Regions from separate parts of the Mus musculus genome. Here region 2 is linked to region 1. The links are chromatin contacts, found by POLR2A ChIA-PET in ENCODE. All regions are on one chromosome and are shown on one strand. Each heading gives the region's core, a stretch centred on a gene start or an enhancer-like site at or near the end of the contact. The rest is flanking DNA. Distances are from core to core; before and after follow the strand shown.

Region 1 (4,756 bases), core at 1,566-4,065:
GACAACCATGGTAAACTCCTGTCTGCAAACATAACAGAGTCTCACTAATAGTATCAGGGATTGGTGCTTGGCCCTGGGATGGGTCTCTGGTTGGGCCGGTTATTGGTTGGCCGTTCCCTCAGTTTCTGCTCCATGCCCTGTCCCTGCATTTCTTGTAGACAGGATAAATTTTGGGTCAAAAGTTTTGTGTGTGTGTGGGGGGGGGGTTGGTGTCTGTATTGTTCCACTAGGGTTCCTGCCTGGCTACAGGAGGTGGCCTCTTCATGTTCCATATCCCCAGTGCTGTGACTCACAACTAAGGACACCCCCATTGAATCTTGGGTGCCTCCCTTATCCCAGATCTCTGTCTCCTCCTGGATATGCCCCCTACCTCCTCACCCCCATCAGTTGCAGATTTCCATTCATTCTCATGGCCATCTGGCCATCCCTGACAGGAGGGTTTTAAATTCTAAACTAGCCTTACTACCAGAAGAGATCTGGACTATGGAATGAAACAAATAAACCCCCAAAGTCCAATTTGTCCCCCTATGTATTCCTTCAGGTTCCTGGCCTCCCTAGTTTCCAACCTCCCTCTGACTCTGCAGGTTTTCCTCAAAGGGAAAATTGTGGTTAGATGCCACCTACCTGGGTGCTCTTCTTCTTCCTAAAGAATTAGGCTAAGTCCTTCAGATCCTGAATGCCTGACCCTTGTCTTTGGGTCTTGGCTTCACTACTCTCTGAGATTTGAAGATGTGTGAAATTCATTCTAAGGGCGAGAGTGGAGGCTTGTTCAGAGAGTTGTTGGATAGGAAGCACTAGAATGATTACATTTAATGTCAGACACCTGTTTAAGGCAGTACTCTCCTTGCAGATGTAACTTCTCAATTACATCTGGTTCTGGGAGGAGAGGAAGAACTGAGTGTATTCCCGTTTCACACTTAACAGACATCAATCCTGAAGTCTCCCGTACGTACGTTCGTGACATCTTGACTTACATCTCAAACTTCAGCTGGGGCCCGCTCTACAAAGTCATTTGTAATTCTGACGTCAGAAACTCATTTCCAATTCTTTGGGGCCTGTCTCCGGGTCTGGGAAACAAGCTGGCAGAATGTGAATATAATTTACACTAAACATAAAAGAGATCCTGCCCGCAACGTAATGTGGCAGTTCTAACACTGTCAAGTTATAGACTAGTGCTCAACACTGGAGGTGTGCTTTGGACAGGTAAGGGGACTCTGAGGTCTTTCTGTCTCCTTTTACTGTCTTCCACTGTTCTGCTCTTTCCTTGCATTCCTGGTGTGGTTACAGGACCCCCAGAGCAGTCCAGTGCCTGGCACATGACAGACGTAGGTGAAGGAAGGTCATTGTGTTTGCAGAGACTGTGGTACTTGAAACTATGACTGTATTTCATTCACGTCGTCTTAACGCTAAGTTCTTTGCTAATATGCGGGAACAGTGGCTGGAGAGAAACAAGGGTTTGGGCAGAGCTGAAGGGAAGCAGCGTTTGTTTAGCTTCTTCACCTTTGAACAGCCATATGCGGACAAAGACAATCTGTCCTCATTTGGGGACTGGTTCGAATGTATAACAGAGATGTGCCTGAGTTTTAGGGAAGACTCCATTAGAGAAAGGAACAGAGACTGGGAGTCGCCTTCTCTGGGATTTCTTAATCACAGGGTTGGGAGGGGCAGGTATCAGAATTGGAAGGTGGAGATGGTGGGGGTGTGGAAACGTGTTCGAAGATGCTTTTGAAGCGGCACTGTTCTAGGTAAGTGGCAGGTTACAAGGTAAATAGTACTAGCAGCAATGTAATAATGTAATAATACTTTTGCTTTCATTCACTCCGAGGGCAACCTGGCCTTCCCACAGCTACTTTATGGTGGGCTCGTCCCTGTTGGGTTCCTAGGCACTTTAGCAACTCTAACTGGTTTGTTTCTTAGTGTGCTCTGAACTGGAAATGCCCTAAATGTGCCAGATATTTTATTCTAGCCTACATTCCCTGGGTCCTACCTGCAAAGCTAAATTAGCCAAAAGTTTTGGAGTTCCGCATCCACCCGGGTTTTTTTTTTTTTTTCCTCTCTCTCTAGGCTTCCTGGGAGAAGGCCCCCCTCTCCTCTGGTGCCCCAAGTCGCGGGCCCTCGTCTTCTCCCCCTCCCCCTCTCCCCTAGGGCAGGATTCCCTTTGTAATTAATCCCAACACTCAAACCAGAGGGGAGGAAAACGTGTTAATGAGTGAGCGTCCCAGTCTGACTAGGCGGTCTTCGCTCACAGCTAGAACACCGAGTAATTAAATTATTTTTGGAAGAAGGAGGGGTATGGTGTCAGGGAAATACCGTATACATGGGAGAGGGGCCTGTCTCTTGTCACTAATTAATATCAGGGATGACCCTTTTCGCAGTTCTAGGCCGGAGGGGACCAATCTTCCCCACGTCTCAGATTCCACTGGAGTTTGTGAGACCAGGTTTGTGGTTCTAAAGAAGAGAATATGGCCAACATCAGGGCCTAGGGGAAAGGTTTTCAATCGGGGGTCGAAGAAGACAGCTCCAAGAGGGGCTGCGGGCTGGACCAAAGCCAAGAGCCGAGGCAGCTTCGAGCACACCTTCCTGGCCAGGTCTGGAAGCCAGGAGCGGATTCCCAGGATCCAGAGGGCGCAGGGCATGGCCAGGCGCAGGGCTGGGGGTGCCGCGACTCGGGGAAGAGCCGGGCCGCAGACAATGGACGCAGCAGCGGGAGGGGCGGCGGCTGCGGGAACAGCCGGGAGGCGGCACCTGGGAGCTCTCTCCCCGCCCCCTGCCCCCTTCTGGTCCCCTCCCCCTCTGGTCCCCTCCCCCTCCGCCGCCGGCTCCAGATCTGATTCCTGATCCCCGATTGCTTGGTTCTGGGTCCCGCCATGGGAGCCTGAGTGCCCTGCAGTCCCCTCCGGCCCCCTGCCCCCGGGGCCTCGAGGGGGAAACAGGCGAGTGGTCTGGGACGGAGCCGGGGTGAGCGACCTCAGGAGCCCCCCTCGTCAACCCCCATCGCCCGCGCTGCCGGTTCTGGAGCGCGGAGTTCGGAAAGACCGGGTGCGCTGCGGATACAAAGGCGCGGAGCGGAGTGGGGCGTGCGCCCAGTCCACCGGGCTGTTCGCAGTGGCGGGTGAGTGGCGGGCCGCGGGGGCGCGGGCAAAGTTTGCGGAAAAAAAAAAGGAAAGAAAGAAAGAAAGCAACAGAAAAAAGAAGGAAACCATGCAAAAGACCAGGGAGCGCCCGGCCCTGGAGAAAGCAGGATGGCTTCTGGGGGAAGGGGGGCTTGAGGCACCCCCTTCCGGTCTGTCCTCCACTGCACAGCGGAGTAACCCCAACTTTGGGGAGGGGAAGGGGCGTATGGGGAAGGGGCGGAGCCCAGGCCTTAAGAGCCGGGGACTTTCCTGGGCCGGGGGGCCCAGGGCGGGCGCCTGAACGATCCCAAGGGAACCCATTGAAGCCGGGGATTGGGTAGCGTGTGTTGGAGGTGGTGGGAGAGGCCGTGGAAGGATCGGAGGCTGGAGGTATTGGAAGCTGAAGGTATGTAGGGATGCATACACACCTTTGGAGTGTGGGGAGGAAGGGGCAGGTATGTGTTTAGGGGGTAGAGTGGATCCTTGAGAGATGGCCCCGCACAGCAGTGTGTGTGTGTAGCCCAAGGATGGGACTTGCGGCGATACTGGTGAATGTGTGTTGGGGTGTGTGTGGGGAACCAACGACATCATATTTGTCCCTTGTCCTATTTACTCATCGAAGGTCCTAAGCACTGCATTAGTGAGTTTTAAAGGGTTGGTTGGGGGATCAGTATGCATGATTCTTTGTTTTGTGTGTGTATGTGTGTGTGTGTGTGTGTGTGTGTGTGTGTGTGTGTGTGCATATACGCTTTGACGTACTGCGTGTTCCTGCAGGTGGGCCCTGGGTTTGGATGTGTAGATGTTTCTCTCTCTCTCTCTCTCTCTCTCTCTCTCTCTCTCTCTCTCTCTCTCTCTGTGTGTGTGTGAGAGAGAGAGAGAGAGAGAGAGAGCTGACCACACACATCTGCTGTGTATTTGGGTATGTATTTGTGTGTATACTCAAGGGAAGGGGTGTGTGTCTGTGTGTGTATGTGCTGAGAGAGGGGCTTATGGGAAAGAGATGGGCAGGTATTAGAGAAGGTGGGTTTATAAAAGCTGAATGGGTGGTAGGCATATATGGGGTAGGTGTGTATGCACCTGTGTGGTGGGAAGGGGTGTGAGTGTGTGTGTGTGAATCTGTGCTCTTGTGAGTAACCTGTACTGATGGATAGCTGTGGATATGTGCTCGTCTTTGCTAGTGTGTATTTTGAGTGTGTATTGGGGGTACCTCTTGTCTCTGCAGGCAGATTTTCCTGGCAGAAAGCCCACAGGGAAGGCTGTCTGCAGGATTTGAATGGCCCTGCCTAGATTCAAGGGTAGTGTCTTGAGTGTGTGAGACCCCTGTGAGGATTGTGCATTGGGGGGGGGGTAGTGAGTAGTGAGTTGTCTTAGGTGATGTTTATTTGGGGAGATGGACTTTTCTGGGAGCTGGTGTGTGTTGTGGGGGCTGGGGAGGTGGAGGAGCCCAGTCGTCTTAAAGGAATTTTGGGGTTCAGGAGTCAAGGACATAATAGTGGCCTTCCTCGCTGTCACAGGCTGGGCTTTAGTGCCCTTTGAGGCCATACGCTTGGCTTCTCTGACCCAGTTACTCTCTTTGAGGCCACGGCTCTCTTGGAAAGCCATCTTGAAGGTGGCTACTTCAGAGCCCTCCAACTCTGCCTTGC
Region 2 (4,756 bases), core at 1,465-3,964, 350 kb before region 1:
AAACAAAAAAAACCAGACAAAGGAAAAACCAACCCCTACCAAACCAAAAAAAAAACAAACAAACAAACAAAAATCCTATCTTCTCTTGAACTTGCATTTAAAGATGATAATTTTATTCTTTAAAAAAAAAATTATACTCATCTATTGCTACTGCATCTTTGAATGTTAGAAAACCCTCAACACAGACAGGCTCTATGTTTTCTAAAAATATTTTAGAATGTTTATTCATACAGTTGAGAAAGTTTATTCATACAGTTTCACTGTGTTTACTTCAAGTGATAAGTAGAAAGACCTGCTCCTCACAGCCTCATTTCTGTAATTCCTCAAATCCCTTACCACCTCTTGATTGTCCAATGACAGCACGCAGCACTCATGCTTTACAGCAAGCAGTCTTCCTTTCTATCCTGGAATTTTCAGAGTGTAGGATTTATGCCTTATAAACAATGTTCTCCTTTGTAACAATTTAGATGATAAAACCAGAAGAGAGCAAGTGAAGTTATACTCAAAACTTAGGCTTTAGCATCTAAATTTTACCACTTTTACAACACACCGCTCTCAGAGGAAACTCTAGAGGAAAAGTCTTCCTAGCAGTTAGAAAAAGGATAAGCATATACATGTTAATAATGCTCCATTTCGTTTTCTTAAACTCAGGTCTACAGTGGATGAGTTTAAATTTAATCTTTTTATATAAAATGAATACCACTGGTACTAATACTGAAAAACTCAATTACAAAACAAATACATGATCACAATTTAGATTCTTTGGATTAGTTCTCTTCTAAGCCCCCACACTTACTACAAAAATTTCAGACTTTCCCAACCGAGCATGGAACTGTTAATACTTAATACGTAAAAATGTTGTGCTTTAGGGATTTTGTCAACTTCCACCGCTGTCAGAACTGCAGGAAAAAAAAAAAAAGGCAGGGGCTGAAGGTACAACAGTAGCACCATGTGACAGGAACAAACGCTGCTAGAGACCTTATTCCTCTACTGTTCAAAAATATTTCAGCATCTTCTAGCTTCACCGGCTTCTCAACTGTGAAACAGGAATGGCTTTCTTCTCATCAAGCAAATGAGCCCTAAGACTTCTAAAGGATGGACCATGGACCTCAGTTCTTGGGCCCCCTTTATATATAAGGCCAACACTGGTTTTAATTTCTATTGGAACAAAGGAACTTTCACTAGAGTGCTTAGAATGTTCAGGGAGGAGAAAAATTCCAAAGCCTCCTAGTCCATACGGCAAAATCAGAATGTTGCAGAAGATCCAGAACACATTAGTCGTATTTGATTCTCTCCGTTAGGCGGTCCTCCTTGTAATGGGAAATAATCTGAATCAGTATGGAACAGTTGATCAGAAGGAAGAACAAACCGGCTAACCAAATAAACAGGAAGGTGTTCTTTCCTTGAAACTCTAGAACATATGCAGGAGCCAGCCATAAGGCCTGTCCTATGAACCAGAACAGTAAGAGGACTACGGCTCTTTTCCAAGGCATCCTCACCAGTGGCATCACCAGAGGCAGAAGGCAGAGATACCAAAGAAAGTACTGAGAGGTGCAGACTTTGTTAAAAGTCACAAAAATGGACGTATGAAGGAAACAGCAGAAGACAAGGTCTCTGTAGTAGGCGAAAGATGCGGCTGACAGCAAGATGAACTGTGGCAGGAACGCCGCAATCCCCAGAGTAAAACTCCACTTGCTCTCGGCAGTCAAATACAGCATATAGAAGTACGGAGAGAAATTATGGCGGATATCCCTCCTAGTTAGGTGATAAAAGTAGGTGTGCTCCAAAAACTCCCAACCGTACTTATAGTAAAAACCGAAGCTCAGGGCAACAAACGTGAGCCCTGCAACTGCTACGAAAAGCAGCACTGCCCAGCTACACAGCCTCCTCAGGAAGTCGTACAAACGAGCCTGGAAAGAGAACCGGGCTTGCCGGAGACGCTCGTCATCGTCGCGCTCGGGCCGCAGATGGAGCGCTATGGGGAGGATGTAGGTCACCGGGTACATCTTCATGTGCACCGCGAAGCCATAGAACACCGCGGCGCACGCGATGAGCCGTTTCTCTATGAAGTACAGGGTCGAGAGAACCAGGGAGGCGACGATGGAGTCCGCGTTGCCCCGGCTGGACACCGCCATGGGCAAAGGGTTGAGAAGCCAGAAGACGCAGTAGCCACAGGCTTGGCGGCGCCCCAGCCCCTTGAGCAGCAGCAGGCGGTACAGGAGGAAGGCGGTGAGGAGATCGCAGCTGATGAAGAGAAACTTGCCGAAGAGTTCGCTGAGGTAGACGTTGGGGGTGAGGAGCCAGCTCAGGAGCGGGGTGTAGCGGTAGGTCGCCCGCAGGTACGGGGAGCGCCCTTCCGTGACGAAGCGCGCGGCGTCCGTGAACACGTGGTAGTCTATGTCGGTGTACCTCACCAGCAGAGTCCGGTCCTGGAAGACACCGTAGAAAACCAGGGCGACCCGGGCCAGGAAGGCCACGCCGAACACCCCGGCGGGCGGCACCCGAAAGTTCAGGATCCATTCCCCCCAGTGCATGGGGTAGCTCATGGTCCGAGTGCGGGCCACCCGCCCGGCCCGGCCCGGCCCCGGGTCCACACTGCGCCCCTCTCGCTAACCGTCCTCGGGCTGACGCCTCTCAGCCGCCGGGAGCATCTCCTCTGCTACAGCACCGACAGGAAGAACCGAGGAATGATCACTTCCGGCACCCCAAGTCCCGCCCCCACGGTACTTCCGGCCTCCAGCCCCGCGCGGGCTCTCAGCTGTCTCCGCGGAACGATTGCCTTCCTCGGGATTGGCTGTCTAGCGTCCGCAGCTTCCTCCGGCGAAGGCGGGATTTCCGGTCCCTTATTGGCGACGCTTCCGCTGTCCGGAAATCCCGGAGTGGCTGAGATGTCGTGGACCTGGGACCTGGGTGAACTTTGTTTTTAGTAACCAGAGCTTCCGCGTTCCCAGCTCAGATCTACGGAGGAGGACGCTGAACACAGTGAGCTGCTACCTGCTGCTACTTACATCCCGCCCAACTGGCTTGGAGGACTGAGAGTGGGAAATACAGATGGAAAGAATAAGCCTAAAATAAAATAGTCTTTTTACCCTGATAAGAAGGTTCCTCCTACCGAAATACGTCTAGATTGTCTCCCCTGGAGTACTGTCAACTCCGTTCTTTTCAAGAACTCTTCAACTAGGTCAAAATCGGCCGTCAACCCACTCCGTTCACCCTACCACTATTAGTTTCTTGCCAAAGACTCCAACTCTTTCATTCTTTTCCTGATTTCTTACTGCACTTATAATTGACTTTTTAAAACTTCATACTCTTTTTTTTTTTTTTTTCTGGTTTTTCGAGACAGGATTTCTCTGTATAGTCCTGGCTGTCTTGGAACTCACTCTGTAGACCAGGCTGGCCTCGAACTCAGAAATTCGCCTGCCTCTGCCTCCCAAGTGGTGGGATTAAAGGCGTGCGCCACCACGCCGGGCCAAGAACTTCATACTTTATTTTACAATGTTTTCAGTTTCAAGTAAATTGTTCGTGAGAGTAGAAAGTATTTCTTTATTTCTTTGTACTTTCTTGTAATGTATTACAGTCTCAGACGCATGGTAACTGACGCAGACTGCCTTGATCTTACAAACTGAGCCTGCCCCTAGGGAATGTCTTCTAGATTACCATAGAAGTGGCTCCATTCGGCCTAGACATCTCTCATCCTACACTTCACATTTATCCTTTGAGTGAGCCGTATTAACCTCTAGTCATAGTCTGGTATGTCTGTGCTTTGATGTAATTACATGGTGTAGATTAATAACTACCTCTATTGGTTTTTTACTATGCATTGCCCATAATATACTGTGATAACACATTACCATTCAAATAACCTTATAACTAAATTGTAGGGTTCTTGAGAGTAGAAAGTATGTATTTCTTTGTACTTCCTTGCATTACAGTTGCAGGCACATGGTAACTGACACAGACTGTCTGGCTTGATCTTAGAAGTCGAGCCTGTCAAGAGTTATTTGAATGATACTGTGTTATCACAGTATACGTGGCCTAAATTATCATAATTGTTATTTGTTAAGGACTTATTCCCAGTTGTCAGACATACTAACTACTTTTTAATGTAAAGTAGATATCCCTATCTGTATCAATGAGCAAAATCAGGATTTATGGAGAATAAATAAAACATAGCCAACTAGTAGCAGAACTGGAATTGAAAGTAGGCCTGTCTAGCCCAGGATAACAATGATTGTGCGACAAACGTTCAAATAAAACGCTGATATGGAATTCTAATTTCCATTTCTTTTTCTCAATCTCTTCTTTAAGTCTTTCTGATATTCTCTCTCATTGTTATGCTTTATATCCCTGGTTTGATATTTCTCTTCCTTTGTGAGTTATAGGTAAGTGACGCTCAGTCTCCATAAAGAATATAAGAGAGATGTCTGAATATAAGTAAAGGGTTCTTCTTGGTAGGTGTTGTTGTTGTGATTGTTGTATTCTGGCAGAAAAGCCTCAGCTAGTTCTCCCTCTATGGCTGGCCTAATAAGTAGGAGAGACACCAATTCAGGAAGGAAAGGAAACTGCTAATCAAAAGAATCAGTCTCTCCCTGGAGTCGCATGAGCGAGCTGCAGAAAGTGGCAGAGCTTTTGAACAGATACTATTTCCTGCCGTGGGGTCGGAACCTGGGAAGTGTTCCCCACTGTACTGGCTGGCTGTGTGTGTCAACTTGACCCAGGCTGGAGTTATCACAGAGAAAGGAGCTTCAGTTGGGGA

What was found. ChIA-PET counts read pairs that join two places held with the same protein, here RNA polymerase II (POLR2A).
Region 2: POLR2A ChIA-PET joins it to region 1 with 15 read pairs in Patski. The contact joins the promoter of Pigm here to the promoter of Vangl2 in region 1. POLR2A ChIA-PET finds 5 or more read pairs at or near these places in 2 of 5 experiments (Patski and embryonic stem cell).

What each region holds. Positions count from the first base shown.
Region 1 is chr1:172,025,354-172,030,109 of GRCm38, reverse strand. It overlaps Vangl2 (VANGL planar cell polarity 2), which reads left to right and starts at 2,815. Exons shown (of 8, transcript NM_033509.4): 1 at 2,815-3,112.
Region 2 is chr1:172,374,489-172,379,244 of GRCm38, reverse strand. Pigm (phosphatidylinositol glycan anchor biosynthesis, class M) reads right to left here and starts at 2,714. Exons shown (of 1, transcript NM_026234.4): 1 at 1-2,714. The coding sequence starts at 2,546. The coding sequence ends at 1,275.